Regions from separate parts of the Homo sapiens genome. Here all the other regions are linked to region 3. The links are chromatin loops, found by intact Hi-C in ENCODE. Cell type or tissue: Calu3. All regions are shown on one strand.

The links. Hi-C counts contacts between places; a loop is a spot of excess contacts. Peaks named below come from ENCODE experiments on the same cell type or tissue, not always from the same donor. Only the 100,000 strongest peaks of a DNase experiment are listed, where the experiment ranks them.
Region 1: it touches region 3 in a loop (12-fold over the local background); 75 of 110 quality-filtered maps call a loop at or near these places.
Region 2: a loop joins it to region 3, with 2.5 times the contacts of the local background. A loop is called at or near these places in 28 of 110 quality-filtered maps.
Region 4: it touches region 3 in a loop (7-fold over the local background); 75 of 110 quality-filtered maps call a loop at or near these places.
Region 5: it touches region 3 in a loop (9-fold over the local background); 6 of 110 quality-filtered maps call a loop at or near these places.
Region 6: a loop joins it to region 3, with 7 times the contacts of the local background. A loop is called at or near these places in 9 of 110 quality-filtered maps.

The regions. Positions count from the first base shown.
Region 1 is chr14:56,485,375-56,490,374 of GRCh38, reverse strand. No RefSeq gene overlaps it. Among named protein-coding and RNA genes, the nearest start is that of TMEM260, 92 kb to the left of the region's middle. In Calu3, a CTCF peak has its summit at 3,080 (motif pointing right); no DNase peak of the experiment used is centred here.
Region 2 is chr14:55,243,396-55,248,395 of GRCh38, reverse strand. No RefSeq gene overlaps it. Among named protein-coding and RNA genes, the nearest start is that of FBXO34, 26 kb to the left of the region's middle. In Calu3, a CTCF peak has its summit at 2,567 (motif pointing left); a DNase peak (open chromatin) is centred at 2,535.
Region 3 is chr14:55,435,299-55,440,298 of GRCh38, reverse strand. It overlaps TBPL2 (TATA-box binding protein like 2), which reads left to right. Exons shown (of 7, transcript NM_199047.3): 2 at 3,281-3,738; 3 at 4,365-4,452. It also overlaps a transcript of FBXO34 not described here. Among named protein-coding and RNA genes, the nearest start is that of TBPL2, 2.8 kb to the left of the region's middle. In Calu3, a CTCF peak has its summit at 2,043 (motif pointing left); a DNase peak (open chromatin) is centred at 2,028.
Region 4 is chr14:56,471,666-56,476,665 of GRCh38, reverse strand. No RefSeq gene overlaps it. Among named protein-coding and RNA genes, the nearest start is that of TMEM260, 110 kb to the left of the region's middle. In Calu3, no CTCF peak of the experiment used is centred here; a DNase peak (open chromatin) is centred at 2,065.
Region 5 is chr14:56,419,744-56,424,743 of GRCh38, reverse strand. All of the region lies in intron 6 of LINC02284 (long intergenic non-protein coding RNA 2284), which reads right to left. Among named protein-coding and RNA genes, the nearest start is that of LINC02284, 110 kb to the right of the region's middle. In Calu3, a CTCF peak has its summit at 1,955 (motif pointing right); a DNase peak (open chromatin) is centred at 1,913.
Region 6 is chr14:55,696,882-55,701,881 of GRCh38, reverse strand. No RefSeq gene overlaps it. Among named protein-coding and RNA genes, the nearest start is that of LINC00520, 97 kb to the left of the region's middle. RefSeq lists an enhancer at 1,609-2,209. In Calu3, no CTCF peak of the experiment used is centred here; DNase peaks (open chromatin) are centred at 41 and 2,521.

The DNA.
Region 1 (5,000 bases), 1.1 Mb before region 3:
AATCTTAGTGATATATGCCCTGGAGAGAATTAAAATAGAGTTATGTGGAAGACAGTGGTTGAGTAGATACTTTAGATTGAGCCATCTAGGATGTCCTCCCTATGAAGATGATATTTACCCTTAGATATGAATGCCAAGGTAGCTAGCCAAGACGAAGATCAGGAGTAGGAACATTTTAGGCAGAAGAAACAGCTAGAGCAAGAAGTTTAAGACAGAAATGAGAGGTGTTCAAGGAACAGAAAGATGGTCAGAGCTGCTGAAGCTTGGTAGATGGGAGAATGGCATAAGATGAGTTTGGAAAGGACAGATGATGGCCAGATCATACACGGCCTTGGAAAACCAAAGAGAATAATCTTTGAAGATATCAAGCAGGGGAATTACACTATTTGATTCACATTCTTTAAAAACTCTGGTTACTATGTGGAGAACAAATCCTTTGTGGAGAACAGAGGAGGCTGCTATAGTAATCCTCCAGGAGAAATGATGGCGGCTCGGCCCAGCATGACATTGATGGGAATGAAGATGGTTGACACATTTAGATATGTTTTAAAGGTAGTATCAGTGGGATTTGTTCATGGCTTGGTATAGGTAGTGAGGGAAAGAGAGGACTTGAGAATGACACCTTGATTTTTAATTGACTAACAGAATGGAAGAAAATGATATATACCAAGATGAGAAATATTGCTTGAGGGTTGTGTTTGGGAAGCAAATCAGGTCATGGCCTTCATAATTAGGATACAAAATACAGAACAACTTTTTTTTTTTTTTTTGAGATGGAGTCTCGCTCTGTCACCAGGCTGGAGAGCAGTGGCTCAATCTCAGCTCACTGCAACCTCCCCTCCCTAGCTGAAGTGATTCCCCTGCCTCAGCCTCTCGAGTAGCTGGGACTACAGGCGCCCACCACCACGCCCAGCTAATTTGTGTGTGTGTGTGTGTGTGTGTGTGTGTGTGTGTGTGTTTTAGTAGAGACGGGCTTTCACCATGTTGGCCAGGATGGTCTCAATCTCTTGACTCATGATCTGCCTGCCTCGGCCTCCCAAAGTGCTGGGATTACGGGCATGAGCCACCGAGCCCGGCCAGAACAACTTTTTAAAGAATGTGTTAAACAAAGATGATGAGCCAATAAATATAAATATTCACATTTCAAGGGGTCCAAGAGAGCTATAGAGTTTATCAAAGGAAATCAGGAAGAAGAGTTCTCAGATTGCAGTATAAGGCACCCTGAACAACCAGGAAAGAGAATTTAGCACTATGGAGATAAGAGCCAGTGGCTTTGAAACCTTCTAGAGCTGTTTATCTCCCAGTTTCTTCTCTGTATTTTGGGAAATGACATTATATACCACATGAGAAGGTTGCAAGAGTCACAGGACATTAGAAGTGAAAAATCTTGGAGGAAAAATGAGCCCAACTCCCCTTAAACCCTTCTTTTCCAAATAAAGTGGTGGAGCTCAGACCCCAGGGAGTAGAAGGGATACCAGCATTCATGGCCCTCCTGCAATATACCAGACACAATATGAAGAACATCACATGCCTTACCCCATCATGTCTTTGAACAATCTTGCAAAGTGTGCATAAATTTCCATTTCTAGCCAAGAAAACACAGGCTCTGGGAAGCCCAAGGCCCTACAAATGGCTACTGGAAGAGATGGGATGAGAACTCTCATGTTCCAGTGCTCTACAATCCATGTAATGCCATGCTAAAGAAGATTTTTGAAAATGTGAGGAGGGAAATGAAACTAATTTGGGTAAATCTTTTTAGAGTTTAATATTCTATCCTTTCACCTATACATGTTGGGGCAAGCCAGATTGCAATTCTTCTATGAAGCAGCCAAGCAAACTCTCCCAGCTAAACTTGGGGATGATGACGATGATGATCATGATGATGATGATGATGTAGCTGCCATTCACTAAGTGTTTTCTATGTTCTAGTGTTCCAGATACATTCATTTGCTTAAAGACAACAAACCTGCAATCTACCATCTCTATTTTCTAGATGAAACTAAGACATAGGTTAAATTATTTGCCCAAGGTCATATCACTACTCTGCCCAGTGAAAAACCTTGATGTGGACTCAGGCATATCTTCTTTCTCTGCCCATGTAGCCCTTTTAACAGCTTCTCTTCTCTGGAGTCGTAGTGCCATGGCCCACACAGGCATGTCCTCATTTGCAGCCCTGGGGATACAAAGAGTGGGACCATAGCTGGGGTGACCTTTGGGCCACAATTAAGTATCACACATAGTATGAAATCCTATCTAACACTGTACTCTGAACAATAGGACAAGTGAGAAGAGGAAAGAAAAGCAAATGTGAGCCAGCCATGTGATCCCATGGCTACCCTAAGGGCCTATTAATATGATTCAGAGATGCCTGAGTAACTGACTCTTGTTGCAGTTCCCTAGTTTAGGAGTGAAATGAGACAGTGTTTGCCTTGAGAGACCAAGAACTGAGTGAACGCCTGAGTATGTCATACCATGCTGTGCTCTGTAATCATGTTGTTTATTGCATGACCCCAAGATTATCAGATGCATCAGTCCCAGATGAATATATAGCACTGGCATATAGCCAGACTAATTAATATGTAGAACTCTCTAATCTCATAAAATTGAAGGAGGACAGTCTTTCTGCGATGCTCAGTTACAAGGGTATTTTTAGCCCACTCTCCTTTGTGAGGATTGGAGAATTTGAAAACTTGTGTCTCTGCTTGCCCTAGCTAACTCTATTACTTATCCTGACTGCAATATTGTTTAGCTTAATCACTTGAAGTCTGAGTCATTGGTCTCTCCATCAACCCAAATTTGCTGTTGACATTTGTCCATACAGTCACCTTGCAGATTAGGGATGGCAGGGAGAAGGTGGAGATTTAACGACTTTATTCCAGACCTATCATAGATGAAGGGACCAAGACGGTGTTGCAGTGTTGGGTTGATCAGCTGAGTGCCTGTGGTGTGAGATAGCTAAGGGCTTCAGATATGTAACAAGAAGAACCATGGCCTTGGGTCTGGTCCACTAATTTAAAATAGAGAATTTTTTTTCCCCACAAATGAGTGTGAAACTGGCCATGCCTTGGCTATTGTTTATTGCTCTGGTGAAAATAACTGAGCCAATAGAGGGAGCTAAAGTTGTATAAATGGGATTTCTGAATACAGAGTGTTATTGCAAAGAAATTCCCAAATACTTGAAAGGCGTATTTCAGGGAATTCGTGGATGCAGTGGAAAAGAGGCAAAAGATCAATAAAAACACTGCTAACAAGAGAGCTGTTGGTAACTGGTGATCACTCCAATATCTAAACGTGTAATTAGAGTGGATATCATGAATGAAAGGAAAACTTCTTGGCATGACTATTATCTAGGTGACTAGGATACAAAAATATGCTCTTTTCTCTCTTTGAATTGGCCATGTTAAAAGAGAATCTCTAGATTTATCAAATCTTTGTATTTATCAAGGCTGAGAGGTGTGATAAATTCAAAATAGTGCAAGCTCTCAGGAAACAACAGGAAGTAGAACTTTTAATTAAAGAAACAGTGAATGTGTGGGTATTAATAAATACTAATGTTTTTCACATTAGCTCAGTTTGGCCAAGAAAATGTTAGATGGCACCTATTAATTTACCTTGGACTGAGTTCCACAATTGTGTAAAAAAAGTTCAGCAACCTGGGAAAGAATGGGATTTAGTGATTGAACTTGATATTGCCTTGATAATGCCTCCTTTCCCACACCTAAGAAAGAGAACCGGCAGGAACCATTTACTTTTACATGCAACATAATACACTTTTATTATGTTATCTTAGGACTATATTAATTACTCTGTTTATGATAATAATTAAGAAGTAATCTGACCATGATAACTGCTATGGATTGAATGTTGGTGTCCCTCCAAAATCCATATGTTAGAACTTAACCCCCAAGGTGATAATAGTAATAGGTGTGGCCTTTGGGAGGTGATTAGGTCCTGGGGACTCCACCATCATAGATAGGATTAGAACCCTTATAAAAGGACTTAAGAGAGTGAGTTTACCCCTTTCAGCCCTTCTACCATGTGAACAAGATGGCAACAAGGTGCCATCTTGGAAACAGAGTTTGGGTCCTTACCAGACACTAAATCTGTTAGCCCCTTGATCTTGTACTTTCCAGACCACAGATTGTGAGCAATAAATTTCTATTGCTTATAAATTATTCAGCATAAGGTATTTTGTTATAACAGCCCTAATGGATGAAGACAGCAACCATCATCTGTTTTTTCATAATAACTTTTTATTTTGAAATAGTTTAAGATTAACCATGTTTTTGAAATTGGTGATAAATGAGAAGAACATTGTTACCTGTAGGAGGGGACAGAAAACATGACCTCATCTTGTTGGCTGGTAAATATACCTAAATATAAGGGCTAGTACAAGTCTTAAGCATGTCTTAGCATATGCTGGGCTAAAGATTCACAGGATAGTTCATTGATACAAAAACAATTGGCTGAGAACATTTCTAATTTCACCATGAAATGGAAGCAAATGGGCTGACAGAATTATTTGGATGTTTTAGTCCATTTGTACTGCTATAACAAAATATCACAGACTGGGTAATTTATAATGGATAGAAATTTATGTCTCACAGTTTTGGAGGCTGGGAAGTCCAAGATTCGGTGCCAGTATTTGATGTATGGTGAGAGGCTTGCTGCTGAGTCCTCACATGGTGGAAGGGCAAAAAGGGCCTAAGTCAGTTTCCTCCAGGTTTTTGGAAAGGCACTAATCCATTCATGAGGGAGAAGCCCTCATGACTTCATCAATGCTGTGGTGTCAATGTGTCACCCAAAATTCATGTGGTGGAAACTTAATCCCCAATGCAACAGTGTTCGGTGGTGGGGCCTTTTGGAAGGTGTTTAGCTTATGAGGGCTTACTCTCATGAATGGATTAATACCACCATGAAAAGGTCTTGCAGGAGAAGTGTGCTCCCTTTTTGACCTTCCATCTTCTGCCATGTAAGTATGCCACAAGAAGGATCCATCA
Region 2 (5,000 bases), 190 kb after region 3:
GGTTGCCCACCAGATTTGAGCTCCTAAAGGGGCCGTGTGTGGTTAATTTGTGTATCATGCCCAAGCATCTAGTACTTTTGGGAAGCACTCAGGAGATGGTCGTTGAAAATTGAAATGAGGGTTTTAGCAATACGTGCTATGGGATTCAGAGTAGAGAACAATCACTGTGATAACTGTAGTGCACTACATATGCTGGGTTTATCCTCTCACCACAGATCCATAATCTGCCTTTCCTCTGCCCTCCTCTGTATCTTACAAGGATGATTTCCAAGGTCTGCATGCCCTGTCCTCCCTTATTCTGTGGCTTCTTATTGGGAATGGCCAAAGAGAAGCACTGCTCCTGGTAATGGGAAGAGGGAAAGAGGAATTGGTTTCCTACCACCCTCTATGGCCACAGGTACTGCCAGGTTGTCTCTTTTCCACAGCTGTAGCTGCCCAGTCTCTGGTGACACCGTGCCTTTCCCTTGTCTCTTCAGGCCTGCAGTGGTAATAGATTTTAGCTGTCATTAATCCCTGGGTACTTTACTAGCCTTTGATGGGTCTCTCAATCCTGTCCACCCCTCTGAAAAGAGTCCCTCTATTAAACTCTTCAGTGAAACCCATTAAGTGTGTCATCTATTTCTAGCCAGCACCCTGACTGATACATTGTATTCATATTCCAAAAAGGAGGGAATAGTTCTGTACTTGTCCCCAAGTAGTCTTACTGCCTGACCTTACCAATTAGGGCAAGTTCACACAGTCTGAAAGAATGTACAAAACAGCCTTTTACTTCTAGCACTGGAGATACAGGAAACTCCTGTTTCTTCTAGTAGTTTCTACTCCCCCAGATTCTCTCACTGAGGCCAGGTCTCAGTCTCTCCTTCTCCCATCCCCTTCGCAGAGAAGCCTCCTCCCCTGTAATCTCCCTCTCTCTCTCTCTCTCCCCCTCCCTCCTCTCTCTCTCTCTTTAATCTCTCTTTCTCTTGACTCCAGGGACCCACTACTCCTGGTGCTGACTGTCAGTCTTTGGACCTGGTCTGGTTTTTCCAGATGGGGTTGGGGTTTCCAACACTGGAAGCTCAAGGTAGAAGGATAAAAAAGAGGCCTTCTTGGTGGTCTGCCCTCAGATTGTGGTGTCTATAAAATAATCAGATGGTTTTAACAGGTAAGATTAAACATCCTGTAGGTATTTCCTGCATTTGCTGGAAGGTGTGCGAGACAGCTGGGTGTCTTTGATTAGGTTGACTCTAGGAAGAGAAAGGGAAAAAGTGGAGAGCGGACCCCCATCTTACCACCTTAGGAACTATTTCTTTGAGGCTGGGTGCGGTGGCTCATGCCTATAATCCCAGCACTTTGGGAGGCTGAGGCGGGCAGATCACAAGGTCAGGAGTTCGAGATCAGCCTTGCCAATGTGGTGAAACCCTGCCTCTACTAAAAATACAAAAATTGACTGGACGTGGTGGCATGCACCTGTAATCCCAGCTATTTGGGAGGCTGAGGCAGGAGAATCGCTTGAACCGGGAAGCAGAGGTTGCAGTGAGCCAGATCGCACCATTGCACTCCAGCCTGGGCATGGCAGTGAGACTCTATCTCAGAAAAGAAAACAAAAAGCCAAAGGAAAAACAAAGAAACTGACTCGGGCTGAGCTTTGAAAAAGAGATAAAATTAGGCTGGGTGTGGTGGCTCACATCTGTAATTCCAGCACTTTGGGAGGCTGGGATGGGTGGATCACTTGAGTTCAGGAGTTTGAGACCAGCCTGGGCAACATGGTGAAATTCCATTTCTACAAAAAACACAAAAATTAGCCAGGCATGAAAATTAGCATGGCACAGTCCTGTTGTCCCAGCTACTCAAGAGGCTGAGGTGGAAAGATGGCTTGAGCCTGGGAAGCAGAGGTTACAGTCAGCTGAGATCATGTAACTGCACTCCAGCCTGGGTGACAGAGTGAGACATGAGACCCTGTCTCAAAATATAATAATAATTGAAAAACAGATAAGATTAAACATGTAAGAGGACAGAGGGCATTTCACAAAGAGGGAGCAAAGAAGGTGGGCAAATATAGCATTTGGGAAGAAATTGGTACACCACTTTGTCCAGTTGATGTAAACAAGTAGGGGGAGATGGGTTTGGAGATCTAAGTAAAGAACCAATTTGGGGGCCTTAAGTGCTAGGATAAGAGATTTAAGAAGTCTTTAAAGGTTCTTAGCAGGGCGGTTTTTCATAATTCACATATAAAATGAGTTGTAAGGGTAGATAAAATGACAAGTTAAAAAATAAACACAGTTATTCAGATGTGAGATTGTGAAGGGCTATGTCCTAGTAGTGGTCCTTGAAAACTTTATAGAAGAAACTACACTTTGCTTATGGGCTAAATGTGGTAGAAAAGGAAAAGTAGAAGATAAGAATGACCTCAAAGTTTTAAAATTGAAAGATTGAGAGAATAACATGCTTAGGTAAGAATAGAAAAACTTAGAGACAGCTATTAATAGTTTTGGATGAAAGATTTCAGTTTGAGGTGTACTGCCTTTAGATCACTACAGTGCCTCCTAGTGGAGTTGGAAATGGAGGCCTGAAACACAGTAAGGATTGGAGACAATTGCAAAGGTGATTATTTGAAGTTATGAGTGAGTGACACCTCTGAGAAAGACTTCACATTAAATCTGTGGGTCAAGAACTAAGCTTCGTCATTTGCAACGGCATGGATTTACCTGGAGGACATTATATTAAGTGAAATACGCCAGGCACAAAAAGAAATACCACATGATCACATTCATATGTGGATTCTAAAAATTTGGAATACCGAAAAGCAAGAGTGTAGACTGATGATTGCCAGAGCTGGGAAGGGAAATGGGGAGATGTTGGTCAGAGGACACAAACTTTCAACTGCAAGGTAAAAAAGTTTGGGGAATCTACTGTAGAGCACAATGACTATAATTAACAAAACTGAATTGCATAATTGAATATTGCTAAGAAAGTAGATTTTCAGCGTTCTTACCACAAGAGAATGATGTGTATGAGGTAATGCATGTATTAATTAGCCCAATTTAGCCATTCCACAATGTATACATATTTCAAAACATCATACTGTACACCATAAATATATACAATTTTAATTTGTCAATTAAAGAAATAATTTTTTCATTGGAAGAACATACAAGATTTTTAAAAAATGAATTTAAAAAATAAGATGTAAAAAACAAAACCAAAAAACTACCACCTTTCAGGAGATGGAGAAGAAAACAGATTTGTGAAGGGAGTCAGTACAGAAACAATTTGAAAAATGGGCAAAGAAAAAGGTAGAGAAATGAGACAGTAGAGAAATGAGACAGCATAAGAAAACCAAGGAGTGATTTTTCAGAAAGGGTAAGCTTCACATTTGAATTTTAACACAGCCATCGCAGCCTTTACAAAACCATCCTTCAAGATTTAAAAAATAAAATCAGAGAATAAAGCAATGGGACAAACTGTGTGAAAAAGTTGTGTTAAATTGGGACAATTTGAACATGAAAATAAATAAGACTGGGTGTGGTGGCTCACACCTGCAATCCCAGCACTTTGGGAGGCCAAGGCGGGAGGATCACTTGAGCCCAGAAGTTCAAGACCAGCCTGGACGACACAGTGAGACCCCCATCTCTACAAAAAATTATTTAAAAAATTAGCCAGACATGGTGGCACATGCCTGTAGTCCCAGCTACTTGGGTGGCTGAGATGGGCCCTTGAGTCTAGGAGGTTGAGGCTGCAGTGAGCCGTGATTATACCACCGCACTCCAGCCTGGATGACAGAGTGAGACCCCACTCACACACGCACACACAAAAAAAAGATAGCAAAAGGTGATCACATACTGAATAAAATAGGAATCCACTACAGTTGTGTTCAAACTGGTCAAAAAAATTTAAAAATACTACCTAAAAATGTCAATCTACATTATTAAACATTGATGTAATCCTGAAGACACTGGAAGGTATATCAGTTATACGACCTTGGTTACAATGAACAGAAAACTCAATTGAAATTGGCTTAAACAATATAACTGGATGATTGTTGGCTCATTCTCTGAAAAGACCACAAGTTAGGCAGGTTTTAGGGTTGATCGAATCTAAAGGAAAACACCCACAATTCTTTTATTTCTACCTTCCTCCACCAGCCAGCCACATCCTCAGCCTGATTTCTCTAAAGCTACATGCTTCCGTGTTTATAGCTGGGCTACATCCTTCCCTAAGAGAGGGCGCCTCTTCCAAACCTACCATGATTTGTATCTTAGGGAACCAGCCACTGGGGCTAGGGGAAGGCTATAAGCTGACTGGCTTAGGCGCTCATTACTGAACCGACTACTACGGCCCTACCCCGTACATTGAAATCACCCTGAAGGGCACTAAAGCAATCAGGAACTGCCTCTGGATGTGGGGTGAATGGCCAGTCTCACTCAACTTTGAGACTGGTTAGGTAGGATCTGCAGATAGATACTGAATGTATACATTAGGTTGTGATTGGCCAAGTCAAAATATCAGTGGCTTAGCTGGGCATGGTGGCCTGCACCTGTGGTTCCAGCTACTCCAGAGGATTAGGTGAGATCTCTTGGGAGGTGGAGGCTGCAAAGCACTAAGATTGTGCCTGTGAATAGTCACTGCTCTCCAGCCTGGGTGACAAAGCGACATGCCATCTCTTAAAAACATCCAGTGGCTTTTGAGTTTTCTGAAGTCTGGAATTTTGCAGTCCGGATAGATATGGTAGCCCTGCCCCATAAAGTTATTTGGACCCAGGAGCCTCCTTCTAGCTCACCACCCTGATGACATTCCTTGGGTAGAGCCTAATTCTCATTATGCAAGGCAGGATTTCTGCTCCAGGAAGCAGGATGGAGGAAGTGACAAAAAAGGAGTACAGGGGGCACATTTGAAGGAAGGTTCCCAGGAGCTGTCAGCATCACTACCCTTTATCACATGGCCATACCCACCTGACAAGTAGGCTAGGAAATGAACTTTTCTCTTTTTTTCTTTTTTTTCTTTTTTTGAGACAGAGTCTC
Region 3 (5,000 bases):
ATAAGAGGCGGGCTTGGTTTCCCAAGTCATTAAGTTGAAGGTTAGAAGCTTCGAAAAGTGAAATAATTTGACCAAGGTTGCCAAACAGAGCTCGAACTTCATCTAGCACGAATCCAGAACCGTTCACTCAGTTACCAGATTACATGGCCCTTCCCAGGTTGTTCTGGTTTTTGATTGATTGATTGATTGATTGATTGATTTTTCTCTGAGATGGAGTCTCGCCCAGGCTGGAGTGCAGTGGCGCGATCTCAGCTCACTGCAACCTCCGCCTCCTGGGTTCAAGCGATTCTCGTGCCTCAGCCTCCCGTGTAGCTGGGATTTCAGGCACACGCACCACACCTGGCTAATTTTTTTTTTTTTTTTTTTTTGAGACAGAGTCTCGCTCTGTCACCCAGGCTGGAGTGCAGTGGCGCGATCTCGGCTCACTGCAAGCTCTGCCTCCCAGGTTCACGCCATTCTCCTACCTCAGCCTCCCGAGTAGCTGGGACTACAGGAGCCCGCCACTACGCCCGGCTAATTTTTTTGTATTTTTAGTAGAGACAGTGTTTCACCGTGTTAGCCAGGATGGTCTCGATCTCCTGACCTCGTGATCCACCCGCCTTGGCCTCCCAAAGTGCTGGGATTACAGGCGTGAGCCACCATGCCCGGCTAATTTTTGTATTTTTTAGTAGAGACGGGGGGGGGTTTGCTTTTCTCCCCAGGCTGGTGTTGAACTCTTGACCTCAAGTCATCCCACCCACCTTGGCCTCCCGAAGTGCTGGGATTTCAGGCGTGAGCCACCACTCCTGGCCCCCCGCCTGGTTCTAAAGGACATGCACAGAGAGTGCATTGTGCTAGCTGTAGTGACTTCAGGTTCCCACGGGTTTCTGCTTTGACAGGGGAAACAGAGAGCCCCTGTCCCCTGCAGCATGGATGCCAGTACTAGGCCTCCCTCTAGAAGTCAAGTCTCTGGTGGAGCTGGTGGTTGCAGGGTTTGCCAAATGTCAACTAGAAACACCTGTGGCTTTTTTTTTTTTTTTTAAAGTTAATTACTCTTAAGACTTAAAAATCCTTAGCATTGGGCAGGGTGAGGTGGCTCACGCCTGTAATCCCAGCACTTTGGGAGGCCGAGGCACGTGGCTCATTTGAGGTCAGGAGTTCAAGACCAGCCTGGCCAACATGGCGAAACTTCGCCTCTGCTAAAAAATACAAAAATTAGCTGGGCGTGGTGGCAGGAGCCTGTAGTCCCAGCTACTCGGGAGGCTGAGGCAGGAGAATTGCTTGCATCCAGGAGGAAGAGGTTGCAGTGAGCCGAGATGGTGCCACTGCACTCCAGCCTGGGCGACAGAGTGAGACTCCGTCTCAAAAAAAAAAAAAGGCAAGAGAGCAACTTACTTTTTTTTTTTTTTTTTTGGTGGGAGAATTTTTTTATAAAGACAATGATCAGCACTGAGGTAGAAATGGTGACTTTCCCTAGCATTTAACACAGCAAAGAAGAGCCCAGACAGGAAAGGTTCTGAGAAAGGTAAGTGGATACAGTTTAACAAAAATGACTAAAGATTCTGAAGCCAAGGATGCAGTGAACGTGCTACACAGACATGTTCTGAGGAGAGTCACTACAGGCAGACCCTGCAGGGAGCCGGTCAAGTTTCCATTACCATAAAACATCCTCCTTCAAATCCTCGCCATTGCCTTACATTCTTGTGTACGTGTAGCTTTGTTCCCTGATAAAATGCCATGATGGGGAAGGGGAAGGGGAAGGGAGACACTGACTGTTGCAGCTTTGGTGCTTTAGCGTAAATTGCGGGAGGAGACCCTTTACATCTGGGACAGGTGAGACCAAGGAAACCCTGCAGTGGAATTGGGGCCCATTGTCCCCATCTCACTTTTCTTAGGCCACTCTGTGGGTTGAGGGTGGGGAAAGATGGGAGCGTATCATGTATTCATAATGAAATAGAGGTCAAAAATCTTATTTCAAGAGAATAGCTTGATTTTGTTTTTAATTCTAAGTGCTTTCTTTAAACAATTAGTCACCCCTGCCACCTGCTGGACTTGTAGTAACAGAACACTCCAATAGGCTCCAGTCAGACGTACATTAGCGGAGGTAGCATTGTCACTGAGAAGATGCAACACGGTGCATTCCTGACCCTTCAGTGGTCAGAAAAGAAATAAGATCTTTTTGAGTTTCTCCTGCAAGCAGTGCTCAAAATCTGGAGTCCAGGCCCGTAACTTGAGTGAAGCAGGTGGTAATGCATTTATCAAGCTAATCGATTTTTTCCCATAATAAAGTCCATGAATTTTACATTAGTTGCTTTCCTCAGGTGCACACATCATTCTCTCCGTTGCTGGATAATGGTAGTTGAGCAGCCTTCCCTGGACTGAAAATAAATTGATTTACACTATTCTTACCATTTAAGTTTCAATAACTTTTTTCCTAGTGTAAATTCTTCTAACTAGAACATTACAAGAATTCTTATTACGCCTTTGCCTAGAAGGAATAACCATGGGTCTTTAGTGAGTCTTGATTAGCATTCAACTATATCTTAAACTTCCTTCATTTATTCTATTTACATTTAAAACTCAAAATTATTTCAAAGTAAAGTCAACTAAAGTTTATAATTAACTTAAATAATACAGTATATCTGTTCTCTTCAAAGTATACAACAATTTAGAGCATGGTTGCTCAATTGCCTCTATTGCAAAATTGGACTTAGAGAGTGGCAACTTACTAGAGATCTAACCAAAGTAGCTAAGATAGTTTATGAAGAATGCTTTTTCTGCATTTTAAAATATTCTTTTCTGTTTCCATTAAGTGTGCTGTAACTGTAATAGAATCATTTTTTAGATGGAGTCTCGCTCTGATACCCAGGCTGGAGTGCAGTAGCATGATCTCGACTCACTGCAACCTCTGCCTCCCAGGTTCAAGAGATTCTCATGCCTCAGCCTCCCCAGTAGCTGGGATTACAGGCAGGCACTACCATGCTCTGCTAATTTTTGCATTTTTAGTAGAGACGTGGTTTCACCACATTGGCCAGGCTAGTCTCAAAACTCCTAGCCTCCAGCCATCCGCCTGCCTCAGCCTTCCAAAGTGCTGGGATTACAGGCGTGAGCTACCACATCTGGCCTGTAGTAGAATCTTAATGGCATTTTCTAGAAAAAAGCAGTGCATGAATACAAGCAATCTTGAACTGCCTCTTACACTGAATACATTGCCTGCCTGCCTGCCATAGTGACATCCCTTTTGTGTAACATGCTGTTCTGTCTGTTGTGTTTTTGTCTGTCTGTTTTGGGAACTGCCTAGGATGGCCTTGCCCCACCCAGGTCTCCCCTGTTCAGCCCAGTTGTACCTTATGATATGTACATACTGAATGCATCCAATCCGGATACTGCATTTAATTCGAACCCTGAAGTCAAAGAAACATCTGGTGATTTCTCATCTGTGGATCTTAGCTTCCTACCAGATGAAGTTACCCAGGAAAATAAAGACCAGCCTGTCATTAGCAAACACGAAACTGAAGAAAATTCTGAAAGCCAAAGTCCACAAAGTAGGTTGCCATCACCCAGCGAACAGGACGTTGGGCTGGGCTTAAACAGCAGCAGTTTGTCAAATTCCCATTCACAGCTGCACCCTGGTGATACTGACTCAGTCCAGCCCTCTCCTGAGAAACCAAACTCCGACTCCTTGTCTCTGGCATCCATAACTCCCATGACACCAATGACCCCTATTTCAGAATGTTGTGGAATTGTACCTCAACTACAGTAAGTTTTTATTTTTGTTTTAATTGAGCACATTGGGTACACATTTTATATTCCTGAATGCGATGACAACTAATTTCAGGATAATAGTAGGGAAGAGAATTTCAGATTTCATAATTCTTTGTTTTATCAGTTCTAAATGGATTGTGGCTTTAGACAGTTTGATTATCTGTAAGGCAAAGCACTAATTCTTGACCTCTAAGGTGGGCGGAGGGGACTTAAAGATTAATAGATGCATTCTTGAAGGATTGTATTGTTTATACTACAGCACTGTAGTTGCTGAAAATTGTGGGTAGGGTTGGATAAACACCAAGGATATAAAGATGTAAAATTGAGTTTGATTTGCAAATTGATTCAGAATTGTAATTTCTATTTTGAGGCATTGTTTTGAAAAAAGATCTAAAACTTAATTTTAGCAGCTAGTCATGAAATTTTAGGAAAGGCTCTTTAGCACTTCACTTTGGGATTTTACACTTAACTAGGAATCATGTCATGTATTTCACATTTGGAATAATTCTCCCCCTAGGAAATTGCTAAGGTATAACCTAAGAAATGAGAAAATAAGTTGTCTTTTTTTTTTTTTACTCTTTATATCTGATATAAGTTTCTAAACTGACTTATTTCTTCAGGAATATAGTTTCCACTGTAAACCTGGCCTGTAAGTTGGATCTGAAGAAAATAGCTTTGCATGCAAAAAATGCAGAATATAACCCAAAGGTAACATTTCTCAGTATTCCTTCCAATAATTAGCTTCTCTTTAGATTTACTTTTCTTAATATGATCATGATATTGACTAATTCCTCTGTTTTTTCTTAAAAAATTGTTACTGAAAAAGCTTTTGGCAACTCAGGGTTAATATCTGTTTTGAGTTATAAAAAATAATCTCATTCTTTATGCTGAATAAAGCAGTAATTGAGCAGTTCCTTAAAGATAAGCTCTCTCCCTTGTCATTCAAAAATATTTTTTAGTATGATTATAATTTTTCACTTAGGCTGGGCACGGTGGCTCACTCCTGTAATCCCAGCACTTTGGGAGGCTGAGGCAGGTGGATCACGAGGTCAGGAGTTTGAGACCAGCCTGACCAACATGGTGAAATCCCGTCTCTACTAAAAATACAAAAATTAGCTGGATGTTGTGGCGGGTGCCTGTAATCCCAGCTACTCAGGAGGTTGAGGCAGGAGAATCACTTGAACCCAGGAGGCAGAGGTTGCAGTGAGCCAAGATCATGCCATTACATTCCAGCCTGGGTAACAGCGAGACTCCGT
Region 4 (5,000 bases), 1.0 Mb before region 3:
CATGCAATATAGCTTCTAAATATAACATCATCCACATAGCTGTTCAACTGCTTTGTTTAGTTTTCTCAGTCATACATGGCAGAGCAAACTACAAAACATCATTTTCCTTGACATGCCCATCCAGAACCAATTGTTTAAAACTGGATGTTTAAATTTGGGCATTTAGAATTATTAAATCACCAGGAGCTGAACTGTAGTGAATTGTAAAGAAAGGTAAGAACGTGGCTAATCAAAGTCCTCTTCAATTCAATAGGTATTTGCTGACAACCTAATATATACCAGGCATGTGTGTGGAATGAAAGGGTTTCTCTTTCAGCTGCAGCATTTCCCCATTATGCTGAAAGGGCTAATTTCAAACTGATGATGAACCTCTGTTTCTTCAAACAGATGATGAACCTCTTTGTTTCATGGTTTTTGTTTTCATGAGTTATCCAACAATTTCACTTTCCTGAAACCAGATTCTGCTACAGACGCCCCTCAAGGACTCCAAGGTATATCTGTTCTTTTAAACAGGTCTATGTATTGCTCAAATACCTATCAGACTTCTCATGGGACAATCCAAATTTTTCATCTCTCTGGCTTCCTTTGTTTAAAGAAGTTAACATTGCCACGATTCTTGGTTGTTATATTCTATTATCTAGCTTACAATATACAAAGACTCCCTGGCATTACAGCTATTTCAAAGAGGTCATATTTTCAATTTTGTAAATTTTCCAAATGAATATCATTTGAAATATTTAGTTTAAAACGATGCTAGCTTTCTGAGAACCTGTCATAATTTTCCCAGTATAGCCTTAACACAAAATATGTTAGAGCAAAATAAAATCTCTTTAAATCTTTCATTTCAGAAAATGACCTTCAATGCAGTCCATAAGCATTTATTGAGTACTGTGGGAGATCCTAAGATTGAAATACAATTTTTTTGCAACTAGGGCCTTATAATTTTAATGGAGAACCAAAATATAAAGATATGTATGTATGTGTGTATATGTGTGTGTATATATATATATACACACATATATGTATATATATACATATATATACATATATATGTATATATATACATATATACATATATATGTATATATATACACATATATGTGTATATATATACATATATATGTATGTGTATATATATACATATATATATATGTGTGTGTATATATATATATATATATATTTTTTTTTTTTTTTTTTTCTTTTTTGAGACAGAGTCTTACTTTGTTGCCCAGGCTGGAGTGCAGCAGTGTGATCTCGGCTCACTGCAACCTCCATCTCCACCTCCTGGGCTCAGGTAATCCTTCCACCTCATCCTCTCAAGTAGCTGGGATTACAGAGATGCGCCACCACGTCTGGCTAATTTTTGTATTTTTTTGTAGACAACTATTAGCGTGCTTTTGCCATGTTAGCCAAGCTGGTCCTGAACTCCTGGCCTCAAGTGATCTGCCCGCTTTGGCCTTCCAAAGTGCTGGGATTACAGGCATTAGCCACCATTCCCGGCCTGTATTTATATATTTTAAGGGATTAAGATAGCAATGAAAAGTAATTTTCATGGGCCTTCCAGGGAAGGGGAGGGTGAGAGGAAAGAAGAGAGGAGAGAGAGAGACAAAGTTTGGGGTAGGTGTCCACAAGCAAGTAGGAACTTAGAGTCTTCCTGAAGTCATCTACTTTGCAGGGGAAGGGTCTTAATAATGATAATGTTAATAATAATAACTAATGTCTATTTGGTGTCTGTACACTGCACGTCCTGATATTAAATTGTTGTTCACTTACTGTTCGCTTAGAATATTCACATAAAAAAATATTTATTAAGCTTTACCATGGTGCTGGGATACAGAAGAAAGAGTGGATAGAAGATAGCTATGCAAATAAAGAAAGAAACATATAATAGAAGTAGGCACCGAGTGTGGCCATGTATTTCCTCTTAAGTGGCAACACGTTCTTGCATTTTTACACAAAGCTAGAACTCATTGATACTCAGAGGCTGTAATGAGAATTTCTACGGAATGTAGCTTTTATCTCTGCAGTATTAACTTTGGTCAAAAGATGGCAGCAAAGTTCAGCTAGCTCTTCGGAAACCACTTCTCAAAAGTGAGGGGAGAAGGGAGTAACTATTCACATCTTTTACAGGTTAATGGGCAAGTTGGGGAAAGGTTGTCTTGCCGCCTACACATGAAATTGTTTTCGAATTGTATATCACAATATTTATTAAACATTAAAATATCACAAGTTCAATGTAAGCCAGGTTATAATATTCAAATTATATTTATTCATTCACTTGTTAATTTACAAATGTAAATATTCATTAATTTCCCAAATGTTTTAGTACCTGCTAGGCATTAGCACTACACTGAGAGCTGATGATACTTGTCGACCAGAATATACACAGTTCCAGCTCTCATTGAACATAGGGCCTAGAGTGGGAATGATATTAAAAAGATAAATAAAGAAATGAACTTGTAATTAATTATTCATAGAATGTAATTACCTGTGGTAATTATATTGTATTTTTTCAGTTTCCTAGTACTTGAGAGTAACAGAAAATACTCAAGCATTTATTTTTCAATTGCTTGACTAATTATTCAGTTGCCTAGGACAGTACCTGGCACAAAGTAGGTGCTTAGTAAAGAGCTGTTAAGTGAGTGAAGGAGTGTAATTACAAATCTGAGATACACATGTCCAGAACATGACTGGAGACAAGTTTCTAATGAAGGAACATGACCTGGGTCTGGGAAAGTGATGTAGGTCTGAAGGATGAGTAGGAGGTAACTAGATGGCTGTGTATGTGTGTGGATTGGAGGTGGGGAGTCTCTGGGCATACAGTAGACCATGAGTAAAGGCCCTGTGACGATGGTGGTTGTGGGGTAGGGAGGGGGTGGAGAGGAGGCATGGGAACATGTCTTGCTACAGGGAACTAAAAGACCAGTGCGGCCTCAGCACAGGGAGTCAGGGGGTTGAACAGTGATGCACAACATAGACTTTGGTGTAAAGAATGAGTAGGAGAGGGACGAGAGTGGATTTGGGTAGAACAGGTGGGAAGCTGTTGCAGTCCAGGTGAGAGATGGTGGTAGCTTAGACTAGGGGGTGGGCTAATGGAGTGGGAAGTTGTCAAAGTCACCCGATGGGAGCACATGATTATATACAGACTATAGAGTGTGAGGGAGAGAGGAGCTCCAAGGATTACTGACTTGTGCAATGGGGTGTGGTAGAAAGGAAATTCTGGAGGAAAACCAATTTGGGGGAGGAGGGAAGATCCTAAGTTCTATCTGAAACATTCTGAGAATTTGAGACATCCTAGTAGAAATATTAAGTCCATAATTACATTGAAGGGACAGAGCACAGAGAGGTCTGGAGTGGAAATTGATTTGGGAGCCATTGGCATGTAGATGACATTTGAAAAGAAAAGGCCTGGTTGAATCCACATATGAAGAGAGTATAGGGAAAGAAATGGGGACTAAGACTAGCCTTGGGGAACTCACACTAGGTGCCTGGTGGAGAAGGATGGCGGCAAACAAAACAGAAGTAGCCAGAGAAGAAAAGAGGAGAGCCAGGAAAGAGTGTGTGAGTGCAATGGACAGAACTCTGGACACAGGAAGACCTTTCTCATGTTCTGAGAAAGGTTGGCATCTCCATCCTCCACCACAGTCCTTCCATCCAGCCTGTTCATTCACCCATTTAACTGTGGCCCTTGCTAGCTCCAACACAAATGTCCTTGGCTCTTGGTAGAGCCAGTCCCAGGAAGATAATGTATTTTGAGCCACCAAAACTATAGATCATGGCAAATAGAGAGCAAAGAATAATGACATGGACATTGGTGGAAGAATTTATTTACAGTTCCAAAGAAAAAGACCACTGGACTAAGAGTTAGGAAGCCAGAGATCCAATCTGAGCTCCCCCACTGGCCTGCTGTGCCAGTTTAGGGATTTCTCTGGCTATGCTTTATTTCAGTGTTATCATCATTAAATTTCAGGGCAGGAGACTGTGGTGGGTGGGTGGGCAAAGAGAAGGAAGAAAGTAAGAGAAAATAATACACACTCTGCATAATAATAAGCTCCTTATAAAGATCTTATGAGATCAGGTGTCTAAAAGTGCCTTGGAAAACATATAACATCAAATACTTTCCTATATGATAAAAGAATTTTAAAAATACTCTCATAAAAATGGAACCATGCAATTGATAAATCTGGAGAGTTTCCAGGCATTTATTCCTAAAAAGCTGTGTGAATGCCTTTTATCTCTTTCTATCCTGCTGCTAGCACCATATCCTTTTCTAACTAAAAATGAAAAAAACGAAATAAAGAAAAAAACTTCTAAAATCTGTTATTGATGCAAGGAAAAGGATACATATAGATTTTTAACAATATAGATTCAGGACCACCCAAGCTAATGGATTCCAGGCCAGACAGCAAAAACAAAAGGATTACCACTAAACCCTCCAAACTGTTTTAAAAGCTGGGGAGGATAAGTGATGGGAACATGGCGGGCTAGAGGTACCAGGCACCAGACCCTCCACCAAGAAGGACCAAAACAGCAAGAAGATAACCATACCTCGAACAGAACTTCAAGAGAGAACCCCAGAATTGAGCAAGAGAGTGACAGAGCACTTCTGAGGCTTGTAAGGAGAGGGGAGCGAAGCATCCTGAAGCCAAGAGAAATTCCCAATGGCAGGCGAAAGATAAGTGAGAGATCCAAAGTGGTCCACATTCCCACAGTGAACTCTGCAATCCTGGCTATGGGAAAGCCCTTAGGCCCCTGTGGGCCCTGAGACTAGTATGGGAGCTGCTTGGAGGCCACATAACGGCATTGTTCTGCGGGGGGATTTTGTGCTGGGTCCCAATCCCCCTCCCCTACCCAAGCAGTTGCAGCACAATAATATTTTGAGAGCGCAGCCCTCACCAGACTCCATCCTGTCCTGGCTGCTCACAGCCCCTGCATCTCCATATTCCCAGCGCCACACTGGGATCTCTCATGTCCACCTGAGAGCTACAGTACTGCAACTG
Region 5 (5,000 bases), 980 kb before region 3:
GGAGATTTGGGTGGAGCTTGGATCCACCTTTTACCAGACGTGTGACCCTGGGCACCAGGCTGCTCGTCTGTATGATGGGAGTAATAAATACCCACCCAGGTGGTGCTCGCAGGGGAAAATGAAGACATGTTTATAAAACTCCAAGCTCGGGGTAGGCACACGGTAGGCACTCAGTCATAGCAGTCTCTTTTTCCACCTCGGGAAGAGATGCTTTTATCTAAAGGTGTCATTTTCTCAGGAGAAGGGAGCCTAGGTTTTAACCAGTTAGAGCAATAGTGAGAGAAACAAAGGAACTGGATTTTGTCAATATTTTCTCCCCATGGCTCCAAAACCCTCTATGAGACACATCGAGTTCTTGATTACAGATTTCAGCTGCCAATATGCAGGGGTGTAGCATATCCAGTTGTTAAATATTGAAATGCTTCCTTACTGGCTGCTAAGTTGCCTCTGCATCCACTCCCTGTACAACCACCCCAGCCACCTTGGAACCCCTCACCTTCCCTTGATCCAGCAACCAAAGGGTTAATACCTGCTCCTTAGGGTAGTGGGGAGAAGACTGTGCTTCAGGGCCTTTTTAGGAGCTCTGGCTCATGGATCATTCCAATGCACTGACACCCAGGCCCTACTGGTTTCTAAGTACTTGAATTATCACCTCTGTTTCTAGCCAGCTCTCTTCATTTACCTTTTCTTTAGCTACCATCTCGTTTGTGGGAGAGCAGCAAACTTGAAATCACGCTCCCCTTGGGAGGCCCCTGGACTAGAGCCGCCTGTCCTAGGAAGTGTCTTGTCTACTTAATTTCCCTCCTTTGCTCCAGCTGCCATGAGGCCACTTTTCCTTGTAAAGTTTGTAACATGAACCAAAAGGATACAACTGAAGTCCCAGCCTACAGGGTAGCTTTGTTTATTTTGAAGATTTCAGAACCACGAAAGAAGGGATTTTAACAGTGTGGTTTCCTGTGGGTGGGCCTGATCTAAACACTGATCTTTTCCCAAGGGCACAGACTTGGAAGGAGCTCACAGAGCTGCTCCTGGACCCGGCCCATGCACACACAAAACTGAGCAAGTTTGGCCCCTGTTTCTCTCCAGTGGTGCCCCAGCCTGTGAACCACTCCTTCTCTAGGGTGTTGAGTTATTGTAAAAAGGTCCATGAATCCATATGCACCCCAAGCACTTTCTTTATTCATCTCACTGGTATTTACAGGGTACTGCAGCGTCCCCGTCCTTGCTGATTTTCAAATGTAATTCAATACCGTGTGATTAAAATAAAACTTAATCCAAATCTTATTGAACTCAGGTGCTTTTTATCACATATTTTAAAAATCAACAGATACTAAAAGTACAACTACTATCATGTGGGAATGGTATAAAATTTGACATTAACAAGAGGTCCTCTCCTAGAAAAGTTGGACAGCGTTGTGGCTCATTATGGAGGTGAGAAGAAGGTACATAATTTAATGACTAGTATAAGGGTAAAGAGACATCAGAACATCAATCCACCACTCTTCTGCCTGGGAGGTCATTATTCCAGTCAGTGGGGTGTTCCTGGTTCTGCATAACTGCAAAGTAAAGAGGAATATTAGGGTAATTCTGGAATCTGAAACCTCAGGGAAGTGTGCTTACATCTAAATAGGACTTTTACAAGCAAGATCAGTCATGGCTGATGGTATGTCACCCCCTCTGGAAGCACAGAGATCTGAAGAGGGCTGGAGGCCAGTGCAATTAGATTTGCATCTTCTCTTGCCTCCCTCCTCAGCCCTCTGCCCTCCTGTTCTTCCTCCTCTGGCTGGTCTTCAGAAAAGTGTTGGCAGGTAGCTTCCAGCTGGGATAGCTGCCAGGTTTCTAGATGGAGGAGCTATGCTGCAGCTGTGTTGGCAGGGAAAGAAATGGAGGAGCCAGGGTAAATGAATTAAGTCCTGATTCTCCATGGTTAAGCTATAGGACATTTCTAACACAAGGGGGCAGCTGCTGGCTGCATCACATCAGCTGATAGAAGTATAGTGTTGCAAACAGAACGAAATATAACAGTGACCAAAATAAAGAGAATCACCATGCTACAGCAATGTAGGGAGGGGTAACCTCCTTTTAAACAAAACCCCAATGCAATTTTTTTTTTAATCCACTATTTTTTATTATTTGCTGAGGATGTTGTAATACACCTTCAATCAAGCTGCACTATTTTGAGTAGCCATCTTATAATCGTTCTCATCTAACCCCAAATTGGCAGTATTCTAGGGAGTAGCCAGTTTCTAAGGGCAATATGTCAGGTCTCTATAGAATGAAATAAATGGAGAATTGGCAAAGTGAAGGTGACAAGGGGAATGTAGTCATCTGTGTCTCAGATCCAAAACACATTACTCTTTCCTCAAGAAATGGGATAAGTCATGGCTAAGCAACATAGTGGTGGAGGCATGCAAGGGCCAGCTCTCCAACAGAGCCTCCTCCAAATGTTTAAGACTCCTCAAGAGTTCACTTCTGATTTATCGAACTGATGAAAATATTAAGAATCTTTAAAATTGCTTTTGCTTCAGTACCATTGCAGTAGGCAGAATAGTGCCCTCCTCCCCAAAACGTCTATGTCCTGCTCCCTGGCACTTGTGCACAGGTTACTGCACATGGCAAAAGACTTTGCAGATGTGATTTTTTTTTTTTTTTTTGAGACGGAGTCTCACTCTTGTCACCCAGGCTGCAGTGCAATGGCGTGATCTCAGCTCACGGTAACCACTGCCTCCCGGGTTCAAGCGATTCTCCTGCCTCAGCCTCCTGAGTAGCTGGGATTACAGGTGCCTGCCACCACACCTGGCTAACTTTTTGTATTTTTAGTAGAGACGGGGTTTCACCATGTTGGCCAGGCTCCAGGCTAGTCTCTAACTCCTGACCTCAGGTGATCCACCCGCCTCGGTCTCCCAAAGTGCTGGGATTATAGGTGTGAGCCACCATGCTCGGCTGTGATCTTGACATGGGGAGATTATCCTGGATTGTCTGGGGGTGGGCACGATGTAATCACAATGGTGTTTATAAGTGAAAGAGGATGACAGGTCAATCATTGTCAGTGATATGATATGAGAGAGACTCGACTGGCCATTGCTGGCTGGGAAGACAGAGGAAGGCGCCACAAGCCAAGGAATGCAGAAAGCTTCTAGAAGATGTAAAAGGCAAGAAAACAGGTTATCTCCTAGAGCCTCCAGAAGGAACACAGCCCTATTGATGCCTTGACAACAGCCCAGTGAGACCCATTTTGGGCTTTTGACCACTGGAACTGTAAGATAATACATGTGTGTGGTCTTAGGCCATGAAACTGGTGGTAATGTTACAGCAGCAATAGGAAACTAATCCAATCACAATCACATCATGTCAGATTTGTAGCTGAAAAGTACTGAATTCCAGTTAGGATTAAAAACCGTCTATTCCATTTAGAAAAATTTCTCTAACAATATTTATTAAACAAATATCTACAAAATATTTCAACTTTCATAGAACTGAATTTTCTCAGTTCCTTTTCTCAAAGGGGAGGTGAGTGTCAAACTCTAATTATATTCTATAGTTGGGTAAATATGGAGCAAGGGATTTTTGTAAAACCTAAGGCACATAAAAATATGTAACAGACAGAAATGGATATTTAGGTCTCGCATGGGTCACTCCAGTGAGAACTCAACTGCTGTGCCTCACCAGTTTTGGAAATAAATGCACGTCTAGATAAAACTCTATTTTTCCCATATCCAGTTTCTGAGATACATTAGAAATTCAGCCTTCAGAAGTAGTTAGTACATTACTTAAACTAATATCCCCAAGAACTTAAATTCAGTATTATACTGGCAGAAACTGGAGACATGAAACTTAATTCTTATGGCTTTCACAAGAGGAAAAGAAAGACAGCTTTTACTTGAATTGTTCACGTTAAGCTATTATTTTCCAAGGTGCATTTCAATGGCATTTTTTTGGACCAGGTGTGCATTTCATGTAAAGTGATCTCTGACTTTAAAAGGTTCTGGAGTGGGAAATATATATAAGAATCATTGGCCTCACAGCATAGCATAATAACCCAGCCTGGTGTCTAACTGCACAATACAATCCTAGGTAAGATTGCTGGGAGCATATTTTCAAGCTCTATCCCTACTGGAAGTTATTTGTATGTCAATTGTGGATCAGCTGCAAGTAACCCAAGGCCCTCAGTAGTGCACTGTTAAGGAAATGAAAACAGGCTGGAATTGGTAGGGATCAGGACCAGACAGAAGATCCAGCTATAGCATTGCTTCTGAGGAAGATGACCAGTCCCCCAAAAGTAATGGGTTGGGAATATGGGAAGTGTGGGTTCACTCCAGTATGGCACTATTATTTTTCAGGTAGATTCAAGTAGTAAGTATTCAAGTCTAACTGATGGTATCTCTGAATGAAGGAAGTACCCCTTAGCACCTGGGTAGTAGCTGCACCTTCCAAGAAGGAATGTAATCCACATCCATTGTGTGGATTGAAGCAGAACAGCTTAAAGCTAGGATAGGAGGAAATGGGGGTAAAAACGTATGTAGCTCTACAGGGAGAAAGAGTTAAGCAGACTGTCATGGTGTTGAACTAGGGGGCAGCTCCAGGCCAAGGAGGAAAGAGGAGTTGATGAGGCAGGGCAAAATCTCTCTGCTATATGGATTACACACTAAGAGAGTTACTCAAGAGACCAGCAGTTCCTTAAGCAGCAACCAAGCTTCAGACAGCTTAATTCTATATCTCATGCATGATGGGTAAGGAATCCTGGATAAACTTCTCAGACAGCTTAATTCTATGTCTCATGCATGATAGGTAAGGAACCCTGGATAAACTTCTCAGCTTTGTTCTGATCAGCTTGGGGACTGGCTGTGGCTGGTCCTTCCAGTTGAAAATCATCAGTCCTTGCAGACAGGCAGAGCCAAGGGCAGCGTGGGAGTGGCATTTCCAACAGTGTTGGCTTCATCCAAGTGGATCATGATATTTTTCAGTAAGAAGCTGTGAGAATTTGAATTTTGCATTCCTTC
Region 6 (5,000 bases), 260 kb before region 3:
ACCACATTCAGTCAGCCATTAACTTGTTCACTAAGCATTACTAATAAGTTTCACAAAGCATTAGTAAGCAGCTAACATTGCCAGGCATAGTAGTAGATTTGGGGTCACCAAAGTGGATAACATAGTCATCCCTGACTCCAGGGAACTCACAGTATCAGGAAAGTCAGACAGGCAAAAATAACAAATACTCAATGGTAATTGAACGTAGACCTAAGCAACATGTGAGATGGGAACTCAGAGGAAGGACTACCAGATTCTGCCCAGTTTGATGTAGCAGGACTTATTTTGCCTACAGTTCACTAGAGCAATTTAAACAAAATCAATGGTATTTGGTCTTAGGTTTTTATTTTGTTTTTGTTGTTGTTGTTGTTCTGTTTGTTTGTTTTGTTGTGTTGTGTTTTTACATACCCAGAAGTCTGGAGACAAGAGGTTAAAGGGGTGGGTGAGAGTTTCATTGATTTTAGGGCCAATTCTCCTGCAATTCTTTTGGCCTTTCTTCTTGGTCACAAGATGGCTGCTGCATCACCAACCATCGTGTCTATGTTCAAGGCAAGAAAAGGAGAAAAGGCAAAAGGGCTGGATCAGCTCGTGTGTTCTTCTTTTAAAAAAAAAAAAATCAAGAGAACTTTTGCTTTTCCAGAAGCCTCCCCTGCAGACATTTATTTAGGGGTCACAGCCCAGATCTAGTTTACATGGCCACTTTTAGCTGCAAGGGAAGTTGGAAAAGTGAATATTTGGTTTTCAGCCCCTCTAGTAGAGAGGCAGTAAGGGAGAAGGAGGTTTGATGTGACATTTAGATAGCCAGACCACACATGGGCAGGAAAGTTTCAAAGCAGAGGTGATGCTTAAGCCAAATCTTGATTTCTAATTCATAGCCTGTATTAGTTCGGGTTCATGCTGCTGATAAAGACATACCTGAAACTGGGAACAAAAAAAGGTATAATTGGACTTACAGTTCCACATAGCTGGGGAGGCCTCAGAATCATGGCAGGAGGTGAAAGGCACTCCTTACATGGCGGCAGAAAGAGAAAATGAGCAAGAAGCAAAAGTGGAAACCCCTGATAAACCCATCAGATTTCATGAGACTTGTTCACTATCATGAGAATAGCACAGGAAAGACCGGCCCCCATGATTTAATTACCTCCCCCTGGATCCCTCCTACAACACGTGGGAATTCTGGGAGATACAATTCAAGTTGAGATTGGGTGGGGACACAACCAAACCATATCGTAACCCATAAATGAGTGCCATGATCAGTGTGCTAGTTCTCATTCAGAAATGCTTTGACAGTGAATTCTATGTATAGAATTTTCATATTATCATTACCACATACCTGTTCAACAATAGGAAGGCAGAACTATTTGGACAAAGATGGAAACACACGTAACGTTATTCCATTGTCCTCTCCTGTACCTCCTGCTCTATCCCCTGCTCCCCCTCTGCTCCCCAGCAGCCTGCATTCCCTTCTTTGCCTGTACTGCTTCAGGCCTTGGCTTAGACATTGTGTCCTTCTAGGAGCCCTCCCTAGCCTAGGCTCAGTGCCCCTCCTGCTTGGTTTTCTGTCTTTGTCATCCCCACGGCTGCCCCGAGCTTTATGGAAGCACCACTATGTCTCTATTGTTATTTGCTGTGGTTCTAGCCCCAGAACTTCTGCTTGGTTCCTGGAAGATGTACAATAAAAACTTGTTGAATGAACAAAAATCACAAATCCTCCATAGATATACAGTAGCATCCCCATATTTTTAGGCAAGTGCCTTTCTTCCTAGCCAAAAAGCAAGCAAGAAAGCAAACAAACAAAAACCACCCTAGAAGTGAAGCCGAGAAGGAACTGGCTTAATTCAGATAGGGCTCAATATCAACCAAGGTGCTACTTTCTATTGACATCTGTACATAATCCCAAAATTGGAACCCAAATTAGAAAGAATAAGAAAGACAAACCAACAATCAGGAGATGGTGCTCAAAGGACCTAAACTGGCTTTCTGGTAACAAGAGCCAGCTCCCTGCTACAGACACGCCTCAGAACACAGGCTGGCCCTTGGCATGTGCTCACAGGGAGGGAGGGAGACGAACACTTGCTGAGGGCCCAACACACACCAGGCCCTCCACAGGCCATCCCATTTTTCTCACAACCCTCTAAGGTAGAATGGGTATGCTGTTTGTAGGAACATGCAACAAGGCTATAATATGATGTGTTAACTAATAAGCCCCAGTGGCTAAACACAATAGAAGATCATTTCTCACCCATGCAAAGTGTGCTGTGGGCCCTGCCCTGCACAGCTTTCCTCCAGGCAGTGACTCTGGGACCTAAGCTCCCTGGTGTGACTCCGCCAACTTCGAGTCCTTCATTTCCATTCTTAATGATCTCTCACCTGCAATTCCCTTGAGAGCAAGAACATGCTATTCCAACTAGTCGCTTACTTCTTCCTCAATTCGTAGGTATCTAATGGTTTCTTTGCCTTTTGTCTGATGAGGTCTCTTCCTCCTCCAGATGGCCCAACTGGATAGATGCCAAGACAATGCCACTGGCTTTCTCCCTAACATGACTCATGTCTGGTCCATGGCAGACATCTACATACCCTTTGTTCTGAAAAATTTGGGAAATGCAGGCCATCCAGCATAGCCACCACTCCCTTATTTTGCCATCAAACAAAGTAGCCATTTCTTGACCTTTGTATTTTCTGGGATGGAGTCAGACCCGTCTACTCTGTTTTCCAGATGCAGAGGATGCATAACAAACTGCCAAGTTGGTCTCGTGGAAGGCCCTCCCTCTTTAGATGAAGGGTTCCCCCATCCCTGACCCTTGACGGAGGTGGGACTCACAGTACAATAACAGCAACAGCAATCTCTGAAAAATTCCCTTCTCTCCTAATTTCTAACTCTCATTTATGTGATCATAGATGCAGGAATTAGGAGTAGCAACACCATTTCCCCATCTTCCATTTTCAGAGTACTGCATGTTTCAGAATCACACCCCACTTTGCGATTTCGTCTCTATACATGTGAGCTTCCACTTTGATATATTAATATACAGATTTGGAGCCCTTTGCAAAGCATGTGTGAGGGACAAGAGGGTAAAAGAATTTAATATATTGACAAAAGACATGTATATAATGAATCACAGAGAAAGAAATATATATTATTTAAAAAATTTTTTAGAGCTGTCAAGGGGCTAACACCTCCATGAGGGCAAATGACAGAAACAATGGAATTTAGCAGCTAAGAAATCTGGAATGGTGACAGAGTGTATCAGAGGGTAGAATACTGGAGAACAATAGCAAGGTTCAAGCTGTGGTCTTAAGCATGAAAGAGAAGAAGGTCTTTCGAGTTGCAATAGTCTGAATAATGGCTCCCCAAGAGATAGCCACATCCTAATCCCCAGAACCTGTGAATGTGTTATGTTACAAGGCAAGGGGAAATGTGATTAAGGACTTTGAGAAGGGACAATTAGCCTGGATTACCCGATAGGCCCTAAATGTAATCGCAAGGGTCCTCTTAAGAGGGAGGTAAGAAGCCTTTTATGTTTAATGCAATAGGTCAAGATCATGTTTATGAGTCAACCTGACTGGGCTATGGAGTACCCAGTTAACCCATTTGGTTAAACATTATTCTGGGTGTGTCTGTGAGGCTGTTTCTAGATGAGATTAACATAAGAATCTGTAGACTGAGTAAAGCAGATTGCCCTCCCCAATGCGAGCTGGCCTCACCCAATCCATTGAAGGCCTGAATAGATCAAAAGTCTCAGTAATGGAGAATTCACTCTGCCTGTCTTCAAGCTGGGACATCGACTTTCTCCTGCTTTCAGGCTAATACTCTGGCTGAAAATTATACCATCAGCTCTCCTGGTTCTCAGGCCTTTGTACTCAGACTGAAACTATACTGTCGGCTGTCCTGGGTCTCCAGCTTGCCAAACACAGACCATGCGGCTTCTCAGCCTTCATAAGCATGTGAGCCTATTCCTTATATTAAATCCCTTTATACATAGATGTCTTTCCTATTGCTTCTGTTTCTCTGGAGAATCCAGACGAATACAAAGGTCAAGAGGAATGTGATGTCAAAGCAAGAGGTTGGAGTGTTGTGAGGAAGGGCTGACAAACCCAGGAATGCAGGGGGCCTCCAGAAGCTAGAGAATGTCAGGGAAGAGACTCCCTGCTGGAGCTGCCAGAGGAACCAATCCTGACGACATCTTGACTTTAGCCCTTAAGACTTACTTTGGACTTTGGCTTCCAGAACTGTAAAAGAATAAATTTTTGTTGCTTTAAGCCACTAGTTTAAGCTACTAGTGGTAATTTGCTTCATCAGTTGTGAGAAACTATACATGAGTCAAGGTCTAAGAATTGTGAGCCTAGATCGCTGGGTGAGATCCACAGTAAGTTCAAATCACCTGTGACGGCTGTGGAATTTGCACTGGAGAGGAAGCTGGAAGGCGGATGCCAGTTTCTAACCCATGGGGGAGAAGTGACCAGGGGGTGAATGGGTGACAGCAAAGAGGAGAGCAATGTTTCTAGATAGCGTGAGGCTCAGGGGAGCAGAATTTTATTTTAAAGAATAGGGGAGGGGTATCAGTTTTCCAAGGGAAAGGGTTATCAAAAGGAGGAGTGGATGACCCAGGTGAAAAGAGAACAAGATGTTGGGTCAGTGGTGAGGAAGCATGAGGCAGTGTGGGGATAAGAATCTAGGGGAGGATATTTGATTGAAAGGTGGATCAGTCAAGGTCCAATCTGGAGACAAACCCCACAAAACTTGAACAGAAAAAGTTTAATATAAAGAGTTATTCATTACAACAGGAGATGACCTACACATGGGGTAAAAATAGCACTAAAGAATACCCTGGGCCGGGCGCAGTGGTATATACATATATGGTGGTGTATATATATATGTATACACACACACACACACACACACATGCTCTTGGCAGCCATACCATAGGAGCAATAAGCAGATAGAAAACACCAGAACCAGAAAGAGAAGGTCCTTTTCCTTTCATGTCCTTCCAAAAACT